2 separate regions of the Homo sapiens genome follow, and region 2 is linked to region 1. A link is an interaction called in ENCODE POLR2A ChIA-PET data of the cell type or tissue named here. Cell type or tissue: IMR-90. All regions are shown on one strand.

What was found. ChIA-PET counts read pairs that join two places held together with the same protein. Peaks named below come from ENCODE experiments on the same cell type or tissue, not always from the same donor. Only the 100,000 strongest peaks of a DNase experiment are listed, where the experiment ranks them.
Region 2: POLR2A ChIA-PET joins it to region 1 with 10 read pairs; 2 of 35 experiments call an interaction of 5 or more read pairs at or near these places.

Annotation. Positions count from the first base shown.
Region 1 is chr12:95,079,366-95,087,365 of GRCh38, forward strand. It overlaps FGD6 (FYVE, RhoGEF and PH domain containing 6), which reads right to left. Exons shown (of 21, transcript NM_018351.4): 19 at 6,415-6,543; 20 at 5,133-5,281; 21 at 1-2,191. The coding sequence ends at 2,155. Among named protein-coding and RNA genes, the nearest start is that of NR2C1, 9.7 kb to the left of the region's middle. In IMR-90, no CTCF peak of the experiment used is centred here; a DNase peak (open chromatin) is centred at 4,756; H3K27ac peaks cover 650 bases.
Region 2 is chr12:95,596,939-95,604,938 of GRCh38, forward strand. No RefSeq gene overlaps it. Among named protein-coding and RNA genes, the nearest start is that of USP44, 49 kb to the left of the region's middle. In IMR-90, no CTCF peak of the experiment used is centred here; a DNase peak (open chromatin) is centred at 4,943; H3K27ac peaks cover 1,416 bases.

The sequences.
Region 1 (8,000 bases):
TTAGATTTAGAACTGGCTCATGATTCAGCCAGGTCTTAGAAGATAGAATAGCCTGGCTGATATTTTTTAGATTATAAGGCTTAAGCCAAACCTTGTAGTCAGAAGGCTGAGAGCTCAAGAGGAGGGAAAGAAAACCCAAATAACTTGTCTTGCTAAATGCCAGACGCAGAAACAGTTTATAAGGTACAACTTTAGCCTCCAAAAAGGAATACACTAAAAACTGCAACGATTCTAACATGGAAGCCTTATTTATGTGATCTTGATTATATAAAATTGAGCTACAAAGAAATTTTAGTGTACCTGCTATGACAGAAAGGGGATGGCATGTTAGGATTGTGTATGAGGTTCAAATGACTCCATGGCAAAAAATCGCCACAAAAAACTATAGCAGCCAACTCTAGATCTAGTAGGGACTCTGGTGCTGTACCAAACAGCATTCAAAAGGCCCCAGAAAGGCACTCAGTAATCCTCATGGTTGCTGTTAAGGATCACACTGAATTAGGAAATCCTTTATTTAGAGGCAGAAAGGAAAATTCTTGTACCCTTTAAAGAAATATTATATGGATAACCTTGCTGTTCAATTTTTTTTTTTTTTTTTTTTTTGAGATGGAGTCTCGCTCTGTCATCCCAGGCTGGAGTGCAGTGGCACCATCTCGGCTCACTGCAACCTCTGCCTCCTGGGTTCAAGCGATGCTCCTGCCTCAGCCTGCTGAATAGCTAGGACTACAGCCATGTACCACCACGACCGGCTAATTCTTGTATTTTTAATAGAGATGGGGTTTCACCATATTGGCCAGGCTGGTCTCGATCTCCTGACCTCAGGTGGTCCAACGGCCTCGGCCTCCCAAAATGCTGAGATTGTAGGTGTGAGCCACCGCTCATGGCAGTTAAGATAATTTATAGTTTAAACTTAGTTAATAAATTGTGTATTGTGAACATCAGGGATGGCTTTTATCACAGTGTTATTTCATTTTCTTCTGCTAATCAACAATTGTATGTGCAAGGTAGTTCATATGTTAAACAGTAAGTGCACCAGAATTATGAATCTAAATCTTTCCTAAGGAGGTGTGCTGATAGCTGCTTATAGAGAAAGGATTTGTTGTTTTTTTTTTTAATTAGGAGGGAGGATATCACAAACTGGCAGAAAAAGACCTTTTGAAAATGAATACTATAGAATTTCAGTTATTACTGGCTTATAATTATGCTTTTCTGATATAGTAATTCCAGTTCCATTTGTAATGCACAATATTTTTGGAAATGTAACATTACTTATAGATACAAATATCATCATTGACTTGGGCTCAGAACTCTTATAATAGCAGGGAATATTATGTGACATAATGCTTGCTATATTTTGCTATTTTAAAAAATGATACATTTATGTTTGTTTCGAAGTGGTAGATTTTTTAAAAGATTGGACTTAAAAGCCGGAAGAGTTGGTTATTTGTGGTATTCTGCAAATAAAAACATCTTCATTCCTACTCACAGTTTTAAAAAATTCAGATTCTATCTCTTTGCTATAATTCTTTGATGATGTAATATTAACTCCTGCCAAAGAGGTACCTAACAACAGAAATACTTTAGATAATTTACTGAAATTTCAGTTCACAGTTACTGAGGTAGAAGCTGGCCATGTTTTTCCACTAAAAGATACAAATATTCACCCAAGTTTATTGATTCAAAGACATGCATTTTTTTCATCAGCAGTTTTATAATAATCACAATTCCTAAACCAAGCACTTTGTGGAAATTTGCTCCTTGCTATGTGTTTTTTCCTTACAAAGACTTTCCACCAGTAAGATTGTTACAATGTAAGGTAAGAAAACAGTGTGAACTATGTCACGAATAGTTAATACAGTATACAGTATTAAGATAGTTTTTCTGGTCTCTAAAGAAATGGTACTTTAGAATTCAGTGTGTCTCAGAAATAATTCTGACCATTAAGTAAACATCAAAATTTTAATAAATAACATAAATGAAAAAACAAACACCTTTTAAAAATTGCTTATACCTAACAAAACAATTTCTTTGATGAAGGGTCTGGTTGGCTTTATCTTGGCAGTGTTCATTTTTATACAATTTTTGAATTGCATTTACTCCATTCTGATGAAATTCCACCTCTTTGGAATCACAGAAGAGATGAAACCAATACTGCTACAATATTGTGCCTTCCTGAAATGCTTCTATCCACCTATTGATAAGAGAAATCGGTTAGATTTGTAAAACCTAATCATCTGACGTGTGAACACCATATAGATGACAGCTGGGCCTGTGGTCCTCATTACCATAACAACATAGGTAAGATATATATATATATGTATTTTTTTTTTTTTTTTGAGACAGAGTTTTGCTCTCGTTGCTCAGGCTGGAGTGCAATAGTGCTATCTCGGCTCACCACAATCTCTGCTTCCTGGGTTCAAGCGATTCCTCCCAAGTAGCTCGAATTACAGGCATGTGCCACCACACCTGGCTAATTTTGTATTTTTAGTAGAGACGGGGTTTTTCCATGTTGGTCAGGCTGGTCTTGGACTCCCGACCTCATGTGATCGGCCTGCCTCGGCCTCCCAAAGTGTTGGGATTACAGGCGTGAGCCACCGTGACCGGCCAGTAAGATCTTTTCTTGCAGCAAATTGGCCTTCTGCATACATGGAACTACCCTTTATTTGGTAATTTGGTCCAAAATTTAGCCTGGAAAGTGTGCCTCTCATTTCTGATAGGCATAAGGAAGGGACCATTTCATGTATAAAGGTTCTATGAAGTCTTGATGCTACCAATTAATTTATTTTGGAAGTTGATATTTCAGTGAAGGCTTTATTACAACTTCTTTTTTATCTGGAATTTGGACTCAGTGCTTTTAGGAACACTAGTTCCCTGTCTCCTCCTACCTTAACTCTAGCTATCAGAGTTTCCTTGTATATCCCCTAATCCAGACCTGTTTCAAGATTTGCAATTAAAAGGAATCTGGCATCTAGTGTTGATCAAAAGTTTGCATGCTGTATGAGAGCTTCTCGGCTGGGCGCCGTGGCTCATGCCTGTAATCCCAGTACTTTGGGAGGCTGAGTTGGGCAGATCACCTGAGGTCAGAAGTTCGAGACCAGCCTGGCCAATATGGTGAAACCCTGTCTCTACTAAAATACAAAAATTAGCTGGGCGTGGTGGTGTGCGCCTGTAATCCCAGCTACTTGGGAGGCTGAGGCAGGAGAATTGCTTGAACCCAGGAGGCAGAGGTTGCAGTGAGCTGAGACTGCGCCACTGAACTCCAGCCTGGGCAACAGAGCGAGACTGTCTCAAAAAAAAAAAAAAAAAAAGAGCTTCTCAAAGTTTCACAGACATCTTTCCAAAATTCTTTAGTCTCAAAGTTTTATCTGACAATATACACAGCTGCAATTATTCAGAAGATACTTGAGAGTAGTCTTTTTCCTCCCTACTAATGTAATTGCTTCTGAACTTTTTCTTCTTTCTTATGGAAATATCATTTCTTACGGTATTATTTTATGTAGGCTGGGCATGGTGGCTCACACCTGTAATTCCAGCACTTTGAGAGGCTGAGATAGGTGGACTGCTTGAGCCCAGGAGTTTCAGACCAGCCTGGGCAACATTGCTAGACTCTGTCTCCATTAAAAAAAAAAAAAAAAAAAAAAAAAAAAATATATATATATATATATACACACACATACACACACACACACACACACACAGAAGAGAGTCCAGAGAACTATGAACACTTGAAATCACTCAGTTTAATTATTTTGTAAAAGCAACCTATAACAGATTCAGTTCAAATTTTAAGGAATTTTCAAAAATTTAATATTGAACATAAATAGCATGTTATACTGCCATAGCAAGGCTTTTTTCCCACTAAAATTAATACATTTTAATATTCTGTCATGTACTTCAAAAAGCAATCCATATGATATTAATAAAGAGAAATTTATAATTTAGCCTGGGTCAATTCTAAATTATAAGTAAACTGACTTCCTTTACCTAACTACATGTAATTCTGTCTTGGTGGCATTTCTATCTTGTCAACTCAATGATATAAGCAAAAGATGACATATATTGAAAAGCAGTACTTTTTTTCAGTTTGATGAAAATTGTAAGAAAGCTAATATCTGACAATATTAGGGCAATTACTATTTTGTCTAAATAATTTTTATAGAAAAGATGGTTAAGTGACATAATTTAAAAATATTCTCCAGTAGCCAAAGGAAAATATTTGGAAGAATAGCTATATACTGTTGGATATCCTAAAATAGACTGAAAAAAGAGTCTTACAGAGTGTGTGTAACATTGTGCCTGGCTGGTATTCAGGGATGTGTGCAATTCTGGTACATTAATCTTAACTGTCTTAAGAAACTAAAAGCTTTGCTCACTCAAAGCATTCTTTTTTATTTTCATGCACTTTTAAGCTTGTGGAGAACACATGAACACCTCTTCCTGAAAACAAAAATGTATTCTTTTGTGAAGCCAAGGTAAAAATCAAATGAGAGATGATGAACTATTTTGTTCAAAAGAGACCTAATTTCACAGAGGTAGATACGCATCTCTATGTTAAGCAAACTGATAACATCTAAGTAAAGATTCTTGCTGGAATTCTGAGGAGACTGTTTCAGCCTTTGCCATCTAAACTGATAGCCATTTCCTTCTACTCAGTCACTGGAACAGCATGGGAGTCTCTTAATGTGTTTGACCTTTTCCCCAAAGAAGTTAGCGAGCAGCTGTTTAAACTCCTGCTGTTCCATGGCACAAATGAATCGCTGGATTGCCAAAGTCCTGGAATGTTTCAAGGGAAGATTCTTACCCTCATAGAAGGAGAGGTCAAATGCCTTAGCTTTCCTTCCTTTCAGCAGAGCAGCATCACGCTGCTTCCTCTGAGATCACGTGTAGATAAAATACTTTGTATAGGACTACCTATTTTCTTTTCCCCTCTGCCTCCTGAAAATATTCCAGATACCCCTGCCTTGTCTTTAAAACAATTCTGAAGAGTTTAAATAATACGTTAAATCTTTCTAATTAAAATCTCTGATGTAAATTTTGAGTTGTCCCCATGCCTTAAAGTAGGTCATTTTACAAGCAACCATTAAAAAACTGAAATCTCATGAATAAAAGAAAAATATGGCCAGATTACTTACTTCTGAGCCGAATGAGCATCCTCTGCTTTGAATACATAAAATAACATGTTTTTGTGCAGTAACTGAAATACTTTAGACTCGGAATTCTCATCTTTAACTTGAATAACAGTGAATCCTAATAAAGGCTGACTCTCCAAAGCGGCCACGTCCTAATTTAAAAACATACAAATGGAGAAAAGTTTTTAGATTGAGACAAAATTCAGATTTGAAAACTCTTGATCTACATAGCTCTAATTTAATTTCAATTATTCACATATAAGGTAATGATAATTCTAACAACTTACTCACTTCTCATTTATTCAATAATATTCATTGAGCCACTCCCTCCCTAGGTACCCTATATGCCAGGCACTGTGGCACACAATTTCTGGCATGTTCACATCTACTGAATTTCACAACATCCTCACTAAACCAAGGAAGGCACGTGATTATATTACTTTCATTTTATGGATGCAGAAAACAGCTCAGAAAGGTAAGCTATTCACCTGGATCTCACTAAGGAAAAGTGTGGACCCTACAGCAGTGTTTTCATAGGATGGTGGAACACAGGGTGATCAGGTAGGAGAAAAGGACAGAATTAGAGTAAACTGCTAGAATTGTTTATAATCCAAAAAAGCCTATCTTATCTATGCTGCTGTCAGATCAATGCAATCTAACGATGACAGTAAAGGGAGTATCACTCAAGAGAGCTTGGCAGAAAGAAACACAGCTCTGCCTTTTTTTTTTTTTTTTTTTTTGAGACAGAGTCTCTCTGTTGCCCAGGCTGGAGTGCAGTGGCACGATCTCAGCTCACTGCAACCTCTGCCTCCCGGGTTCAAGCAATTCTCCTGCTTCACCCTCCCAAGTGTCTGGGATTACAGGCACTCCACTAATATTTGTATTCTTAGTAGAGACGGGGTTTCGCCATGTTGGCCAGGCTAGTCTCGAACTCCTGACCTCAGGTGATCCACCCCCACTCAGCCTCCCAAAGTGCTGGGATTACAGGTGTGAGCCAGTGCACCTGGGGGCAGCTCTGCCTTTAGTAAAGTAATTAGTAGTCACACGACACACACAAAAATTGCATTTTAATAATATGGAAAATTCCTAACACATTTGAGAAAGAGCTCTCCAGGTACAAAGCAAGAACACTGTTCACATTAAAAATAACAGCAACAACACCTCCCCCATCCAAAAGCAAAGCAAAAAATCTTATGTAAAATAAATGGATTTTTAAAATATTGTAATTACTTGCAGTTGGCATTACAAAACCCCAAATTACTCATCTTTAGATTTCAGATCTTACCTCACTTGCAGCATATGTATATAGTACTTTATTTTTTATGACAAACCAAAAGTGTTTCCAGGGTTTTTTATTGCCCTTTGATCTGTACAAGTAGCCACTCATAGAAGAATCCTCTGTGTTTGCTGATACCTAGATAAGAAACCCCATACAAAGTTTAATGGTTTTCAGACAAATTATAACAGCAAAATTATTTGCAACCAATAGGTGCTGAAAGCAATAACTGTAATGATAGAATGTTTCAGAATGAAATATATTTTCAAAGTGCTACTATACAAATTGAACTCTGCTATTAACATGAGCACAAAAAAGAAGACAACCATGTTAGAGGCAATTATAGAATTTTACTTGGTTTAACTGTGCCTGCACGTGTTTGCGTATGTTTCTTGGTGGGTTCATCTGTGTTTTCTGGGTTGGCAGGTGAAGAAAAATAGTTCCAGAAGACTAAAATGCTTTTCTAAAAGCTGGATTTGGGGACTTGGGGATTTGTTTTTTATTGCTCTTATTTTGGGGCATCAGGGAAAATTATTTGAACCTTTAATTCTGTTCCTAAAAAACTTTTTGGACTTCTAAAAACCATACAAACAGAATAATAAACAGAAAATTCTACTATTAAGGAAGCTCATTTTAAGAATCAATCTTTGCTTCCCAAATTATAGTAAGAAAGAAAAGAGGCTAATTTTTACTTCATAAAAAGTTGAAAATGTTTTCATCTCTATGCAAAAAGACAGTAAGCTTTTACTGATTGATTTTTTTTTTCTTTTTTTTTTTTTTTTTTTTTGAGACTGAGTCTTGCTCTGTCACCCAGGCTGGAGTGCAGTGGCCCGATCTCAGCTCACTGCAAGCTCCACCTCCCAGGTTCACGCCATTCTCCTGCCTCAGCCTCCCGAGTAGCTGGGACTACAGGCGCCTGCCACCACGTCCGGCTATTTTTTTTTTTTGTATATTTTTAGTAGAGATGGGGTTTCATCATGTTAGCCAGGATGGTCTCCATCTCCCGACCTTGTGATCCACCCGCCTTGGCCTCCCAAAGTGCTGGGATTACAGGCGTGAGCCACCACACCGGCCTTTTTTTTTTTTTTTTTTTTTTTAAGACAGTCTCACTCTGTCACCCAGGCTGGAGTGCAGTGGCACAATCTCAGCTCGCTGCAACCTCTGCCTCTTGGGTCCAAGCACTTCTCGTGCCCCAGCCTCCCGAGTAGCTGGGATTACAGGCGTGCACCACCATGTCCAGCTAATTTTTGTATTTTTAGTCGAGACAGGGTTTCGCCATGTTGGCCAGGTTGGTGTTGATTTGCCTGCCTTGGCCTCCCAAAGTGCTGGGATTACAGGTATGAGCTATCGTGCCTGGCCTATTGACTCTAATAATGGTTATTAAAAGCTGTGTTCTTAAAAATGTAGGAGTAGATAAATAACAAAATGTTTAGGATCTACCTTAGTAATGGTATGGCAGGCACACGCTTAAGGTGGCTTCCCATGACCCTTGCTGTAGAGAGTCACACTGCTGTACATTCTCCTCCCCCTGAGTGTGGACAGGACCTACGACTTGCTTCTAACTAAGAATTTGGTGAGGGTGATAGGATGTCACT
Region 2 (8,000 bases), 520 kb after region 1:
AAAAACCCCTTGCAGCCAGTCCAACCCCAGAGCCCATGCTCATAATTACTTACTATTCAATCTCCCCAGATAAATTAGTCCTCCTATTTTTTTTTTTTTTTGATACAGATTCTCCCTGTTGTTGGCTGGGCTGGAGTGCAATGGCACGATCTTGGCTCACTACACCTCCGCCTCCTGGGTTCCAGCAATTCTCCTGCCTCAGTCTCCCGAGTAGCTGGGATTACAGGCGCCCACCACCACGCCTGGCTAATTTTTGTATTTTTGGTAGAGATGGAGTTTCACCATGTTAGCCAGGTTGGTCTTGAGCTCCTGACCTCAGGTGATCCACCTGCCTCAGCATCCCAAAGTGCTGGGATTACAAGTGTGAGCCACCGTACCCGGCCAGTCCTCCTATTTTCATCACTTATGTTATCCTACAGTTTTCCTTAAAAAACTATATAGTGAGATATATATATATACACACACACATATACACACACACGTGTATATATATATATACATGTATATATACACACACACATACATGTATGTTTTATATATATATATGTAGCTGGGATTACAGGCTCCTGCTACCATGCCTGGGTAATTTTTATATTTTTAGTAGAGACGGGGTTTCACCATGTTGGCCAGGCTGGTCTTGAACTCCTGACCTCAGGTGATCTGCCCAAAGTGCTGAGATTATAGGCGTGAACCATTGCGCCCAAGTAGCTGGGATTACAAGCTTTTTTTTTTTTTTTTTTAAATTATACTTTAAGTTCTAGGGTACGTGTGTACAACGTGCAGGTTTGTTACATATGTATACATGCGCCATGTTGGTGTGCTGCACCCATTAACTCGTCATTTACATTAGGTATATCTCCTAATGCTATCCCTCCCCCTCCCCCAACCCCATGACAGGCCCCGGTGTGTGATGTTCCCCTTCCTGTGTCCAAATGTTCTCATTGTTCAATTCCCACCTATGAGTGAGAACATGCGGTGTTTCGTTTTTTGTCCTTGCGATAGTTTGCTGAGAATGATGGTTTCTAGCTTCATCCATGTCCCTACAAAGGACATAAACTCATCATTTTTTATGGCTGCATAGTATCCCATGGTGTATATGTGCCACATTTTCTTAATCCAGTCTATCATTGATGGACATTTGGGTTGGTTCCAAGTCTTTGCTACTGTGAATAGTGCCGCAATAAACATAGGTGTGCATGTGTCTTTATAGCAGCATGATTTATAATCCTTTGGGTATAAACCCAATAATGGGATGGCTGGGTTAAATGGTATTTCTAGTTCTAGATCCTTGAGGAATCGCCACACTGTCTTCCACAAAGGTTTAGGAACACTTTTACACTGTTGGTGGGGCTTTTTTTTTTTTTTTTGAAACTATACTATAAGAACACTATGTTTGTTTTGCTGGCCACAGTATCTCATTGCATATAGCACAGTACCTGGCACAGAGTCAATGCACAGTAAATATCAATTAAGCTAAATACTTGGACAATTATTTAATCATTATGCTTAGCATCTAATCAGTTACCATGGGCAAAAGTAACAAAATGCTTTATTTGTTGAGTACATACTCTGTCGATAGCAAGTTGTAGGCTCTGAGATAAGAAGATCAAGACATGATCTTTGCCTTCAAGGAACCTCCAATCCTCAGTGGGGTTTAGGGCAGGGACAAGGACAAGGGCATAAAAGGATTAATAATAATGCAGGTGGGCAGGTGTAGACACCTGACTATAGATAGTGTCACCACTTTCTAGGAACTTCACAGCTTCATAAAAGAGTCATCATGGAGGCTTCCATTCTTTGAAGGGCAGAGAATGCTTTCATATATATATATATACTTTTTTTTTTTTTTTTTTTTTTTGAGAGACAGTCTTGTTCTGTTGCCAGGCTGGAGTGCAGTGGCACGATCTCGGCTCACTGCAACCTCTGCCTCCTGGGTTCAGGCGATCTCCTGCCTCAGCCTCCCAAGTAGCTGGGACTACAGGTGCCCGCTACCATGCCCAGCTAATTTTTGTATTTTTAGTAGAGGTGGGATTTCACCATGTTGGCCAGGATGTTCTCAGTCTCTTGACCTCGTGATCCACCCGCCTCGACCTCCCAAAGTGCTGGGATTACAGGCGTGAGCCACCGCGCCCGGCCTCTTCCCTATATATTTAACTGTAACTTCTCTTAAGCATTTTTATTTTTTAATTTTTATTTACTTATTTATTTTTTGAGACAGGGTCTCACTCTGCCTGCCCATGCTGGAGTGCAGCGGTGTGATCTTGGCTCACTGCAACCTGCACCTCCCAGATTCAAGTGATTCTCCCGCCTCAACCACCCAAGAAGCTGCAATTACAGGCACACACCACCACACCAGGCTAAATTTTGTATTTTTAGTAGAGACAGAATTTCACCATGTTGGCCAGGTTGGTCTCAAACTCCTGGGCTGAAGTGATTCTCCCGCCTTGGCCTCCCAAAGTGCTGGGATTACAGGTGTGAGTCACTGTGCCTAGCCTCTTACAGATTTTTAGAAAGAAAGTTTTATATTCTCCTCTTTCTGATCTATCATTTTTTCCAGGAAATTCTTTCAACCTAAATCTTATATAATCAATTTCTGTTCTTAGAGAATAGGAATTGATAGTGAATATTCATCTACAGGCTTTGAGGATCATTATTAAGTTACTTTCCAGTGACTTAATTTTTAATTCACTTAATTATTAAGTCACTCTACAGGCTATACAATTTTATTTTATTATTATTATTATTATTATTATTATTATTTTGAAGATGGGGACAGGGTTTTGCTCTGTTGCCAGGCTGGAATGTAGTGGTGTGATCTCAGCTCACTGCATCCTCCAAGTCCCAGGCTCAAGTGATCCTCCCCCCTCAGCCTCCTACATAGCTGGGACTATAGGCATGCACTACCATGCCAGGCTATACAATTTTACTTTTTAAAAAATTTTCAGCCAGGTGCAGTGGCTCATGCCTGTAATCCTAGCACTTTGGGAGGCTGAGGTGGGCAGATTGCATGAGCTCAGGAGTTTGAGACCAGCCTGCGCAACATAGTGAGACCCCATCTCTACTAAAATACAGAAAATTAGCTGGGCGAGGTAGTGCAGGCCTGTAGTTCCAGCTACGCGGAGGCTGAGGTGGGAGGATCACTAGAACCAGGGAGACAAAGTTGGCAGTGAGCCAGGATTGTGCCACTGCACTCCAGCCTGGACAACAGAGTCTTGCTCTGTCGTCAAAAAAATAAAAATAATAATAATAATTCATTCTGTTTTCTTTTCCTATCTTTCAGTCATAATCATTTCTCTCTTCTACCTTATCTCCAAGATTTCCAGGTTTCTTTTACATTGTGAAGCTGAGATTTGATCATGTTCCTTGTAATAGGATTATTTTTACTATTTCTGCTGACTTTCCTTTTTCTCCTTTTTTTAAAGAAAATAATTTTTATTATAAAATTTTCCTGTAATTGACAGTAGCATATAATTAACTTTGCACAAGTCATATCCCCTCTGCAGCAGATTGAACCACATCTCCTGATATTCATAACCCTCTGCAGTCTTCTCTTGAATCTGGGCTGGCCGTGAGGCCTGCTTTAACCAACAGAACACAGAGGAAGGCTTAAGCCTTAAGAAGACCTAGCAGCTTTCTCGGGGAAGCCAGCTGCCATGTAATATGTCCATCCTAAGACCGCCATGCTGTGAGCAGTTGTCCTCCACATGGCCTCTCCACGAGCCCAACCTAGCCACACGGAGAAGCCATGTGGTGGAGAACAAAGTCCCTGGCCAACAGCCTCAGCCGATCTTCCAACGGACAGCTAGCACCCACTGGCCTGGCTATGAATGAGGCCATCTTGGAAGTAGATTGTCTAGTCATAGTTGCGCCATCCCAGCTGCTGCCATGTGGAGCAGTGACAAGCTCTCCTTGCCAAGCCCTGCACAAATTGAAGAATTGTGAACAAATCATTTCTTTAAGACAGTATTTTTTGGAGTAATTTGTGAAATACCCAGAAATAATTGAAACACTCTCTCTGGGCGAGGCTTTCTTTTTTTCACCTGTAAAGTGAATTAGTTGGACAAGTTAATCTCTACCTCTTATAACCTATTAGAGTGTAGTCTGTGTTGTTCCATTGCTGCTCAACTTCTGCCCACAACCTGATACTGGTCCTGTATCTTCTTATTTGATACTAACTTGTGACTAGGCTTGTTGAAATTTATTGTCTTTTTCTCCCCTTTAGATTAAGTCTCTAACTCGCCAGAATCATTTTAAATCGGTATTTTAGGTGCTGATTTCCATCCTACAGTGTGTTAATACTGCTCCCAGCTTGGTGATGTGTCCACTTTATGAGCTTGCCTTCTCCTCCATCATTTCCTTCAGAAATCTCACAGCTGTGTTCTCACAGCTGGACTGGCAGATTCGCTGTCCTTTTTGGCCCTCAGAAAATCTTATTGGCATAGTTTCTAGGATTCAAAACTCTGAAACTTGCCTTTCCGACCCATTTTGCTGTTTCTGGCTCAAGCATATTCCCAAATTGGTCTCTTTTTCCAAGATATAGCATGCCCATTCCTGTGAATTTCTTGTGAATAACATGTGCTATTAGGAAGTTAATGAGAAAAATACTTTTCTTTTTTGGTGGAGTCTTGGCTCAGAATATTCCTGAAGTAATCATCATCAATTAACTATGCCTCAAGACTTCTGTGATAGGGATGTAAAGCCAATAATTCTTTTTTACATCACGTTGAATTCATGTCTCAGAATATTGCAGCACATCTGTTCTTGAGCTGAATTTATTCCAGAAGGAACATGTTTCCTAATAAATATTGTCCAGTCATTTTTGAAGGACCTTTAAGCTCGGAGAGCATTAAAGTAATTGATTCTCAGCATTTTTCAAACTACTTTCAGGTTTAGCCACTGCTGGCCATCTGTTTATTCAGTTTAGAAGGAGTTCCAAACATAGCCTAGAGTCATCATGAGTAATCTTAACAGGCTCACTGGAGCATATGCCATAACTCCCATCTTCCTAGGATTTCAAAAAATGCTGTTGAAAAGAACTGCATGCCTTTTAGGGCCCACCTCTCCTTTCTTGCAGATGATAGACTATCTAGGAGCTAAACATGTTACCTGACGCAACAACAAAATAGAAGCGTTGATCTATGGGGCAGGCAGACTGTAAGGTTCACGCAACACAAATTCCCATGGTGCAAGGTTACTAGTTCTAGGGCAGAAGGCCACTGTTTTTCCAACTCACCCCTCAACCCACTCCAATTGGAAAAGCACTCATTGTCACAGGCCCCTTAAACATTTGCCTAAACACTTTCTGGGGTAATATGATTTACCCCAGAGATCATGACTCTGTGCTTTCCTACGTAGTGGGTCTTTTTTTGTTTTTTGTTCAGCATCCTTTCTCTTCAGAAGTGTCTTTCCTCTACATCCTGTGATTCTGATGGGCTACAATTCCCAGGCTTCACTTATTTCACTATAGTAACAGCACATGATCCAGGCTTGACCAGTCATGGTAACTTCTTCGTCTGGACACCGGTATTGGTTCAGGTTGGCAATTGATCCAAGCAGGGCCAATCAGAGACTTGGCTGAACTGATAGATGGATGATGGTGGAAGATTCCTCTGCAGAAGATGCTACATTAGAATGCAGCATGCAACCACACATAGTAATTGTCCTAAGCCACATGGAGTCTGCCTTATATTAAGAGAAAACTAGGCTGGGCGCAGTGGCTCATGCCTGTAATCCCAGCACTTTGGGAGGCTGAGGCGGGTGGATCATGAGTTCAGGAGATTGAGACCATCCTGGCTAATACAGTGAAACCCCGTCTCTACTAAAAATACAAAAAATTAGCCGGGCGTGGTGGTGGGCACCTGTAGTCCCAGCTACACGGGAGGCTGAGACAGGAGAATGGCGTGAACCCAGGAGGCGGAGCTTGCTATGAGCTGAGATCGCGCCACTGCAATTCCAGCCTGGGCGACACAGTGAGACTCCGTATCAAAAATAAATAAATAAATAAATAAATAAATAAATAAATAAATAAATAGAAAACTAACACATGGGAGCCGAGTGGAAACAGAGAAGATGAGAAGTGCCAATGTTGGTCTGACCCCTGGATACAGCTATATTTGAACTTCTAAGATATTCATTTACTTTTTTACTTTAGCGCATTTAAGTTGTGTTTGTCTCATTTGCAATCCAAGAGTCATCATTAACAGCAACGTAGTCTTTAAGAAAAATGTATGCAACCTTAAAAATAGCTTCCTTCTTAGAAATGTAAATCACAGTTGTTGAAACTTTAGAACAGGTTTTCATATAATTTGGTAATTTTTTGGAAGGTGAGAATTTTTTAGAGGCGAGAGTGGTTTCCTTAATCCAGGCAGGTGGTGCCTTGTCTGACAAGATTCTCCATCCAAATCTTTCAAAAAAATGTATTGTGACCTACTGGGAAGTTTTAGTTCAGGGAATAGAGTTGTTGCTTCACTCTGTCCCAAAATATTAGGAATACAGGACCCAAGGAAATAACTGAAATGAAGGAACTGTGGCCCATGTATCTCTTTAGGAATGCCTGTTGATTTTAAGATCTACTGACGATATGATGGATGAATCCACTGAGCTTAAGCTATTTTCTGTTGGGTGTGTTGGGAGAAGTGAAAAGGACGCTTTAAGCACAGACAATCAGTAGTTTCATTTTTAGTTTGTCTCTCACTCCAAGCTTTGTAATTAAGCATTTTTATCTTTACAAAGCCCACTGGCATCATCCGCTTTAAGATTTTCTAAGATGTTTCGGAATGTCTCCTTCTTCCTACTTCTTCCCTTTCCTCCTTTTTACTTTAATTTTGTCTTTTCACTTTGATTTTGTCTTTTCACTTTGATAAGTGATTTTCAGTTTAAATTTTATCTGTATTTTATATTTTAAGTTATGTTAAACATATTTTGGAGGTACACCAAATACACACATACATACTAGATAGGGCTGGAGACTTCTGGCAAACTAGGTGGAAATATTGATGAAATTATGCGTTGCATTTGGACTCAACTTTATCCTCTAAAAATCAACAAGCACATTAGAGAACTTAGTAAAATTGATCCTTTTGATAAGTATACTATATTATTATTGAGCAGCTGTGTGTAAGGAATTATGCCAAATATTGAGAATGAGAAGAAGAAAATGATTTGATTCTCTGCCCTTGAGGAATCTATGATGGGAAACAGATTCAATGTCCCAGAAAGGCAGAAGGAATGCTTCTTCTATTAGGCTCACATTACACCTGTCTTGATTATAGCATATATCATAATTATTTCTTTAGGTATTCATGTCTTCCTTTGGAATAAAAACTCTATGTTGAGCCAATTGGCTGTCTTCTTCATTTTTATATTCTCTGTGCCTAATATTGTCCCTGACACAGTAGTTATGTTTTTATTTTTTTGAGATAGGATCTTATTCTGTTGCCCAGGCTGAAGTGCAGTGGTGTGATCTTGGCTCACTGTAGCCTCGACCTCCTTGGCTCAAGAAATCCTCCCACTTCAGCCTCCCGAATAGCTGGGACCACGGGCTTGTGCCACCACACCTGGCTAGTTTTTATATTTTTTATAGAGACAGTGTTTTGTCATATTGCCCAGGCTAGTCTCAAATGCCTGAGCTCGAGTAATCTGCTTGCCTCAGCTTCCCAAAGGGCTGGGATTACAGGCGTGAGCCACTGTGCCCAGCAGTAGTTACTTAATAAAAGCTTGATGTCGATGCAGTTAATGGAATGTGCAACTCAAACTGACTTTAAAAATGAGGAAGTCTGCCAGGCGCAGTGGCTCACGCCTGTAATCCCAGCACTTTGGGAGGCCAAGGCGGGCAGATCACGAGGTCAGGAGTTTGAGACCAGCCTGACCAACATGGTGAAACCCCGTCTCTACTAAAAATGAAAAAATTAACTGGGCATGGTGGCAGGCACCTGTAATCCCAGCTACTCAGGAGGCTGAGACAGGAGAATCTCTTGAACCCGGGAGGCACATGTTACAGT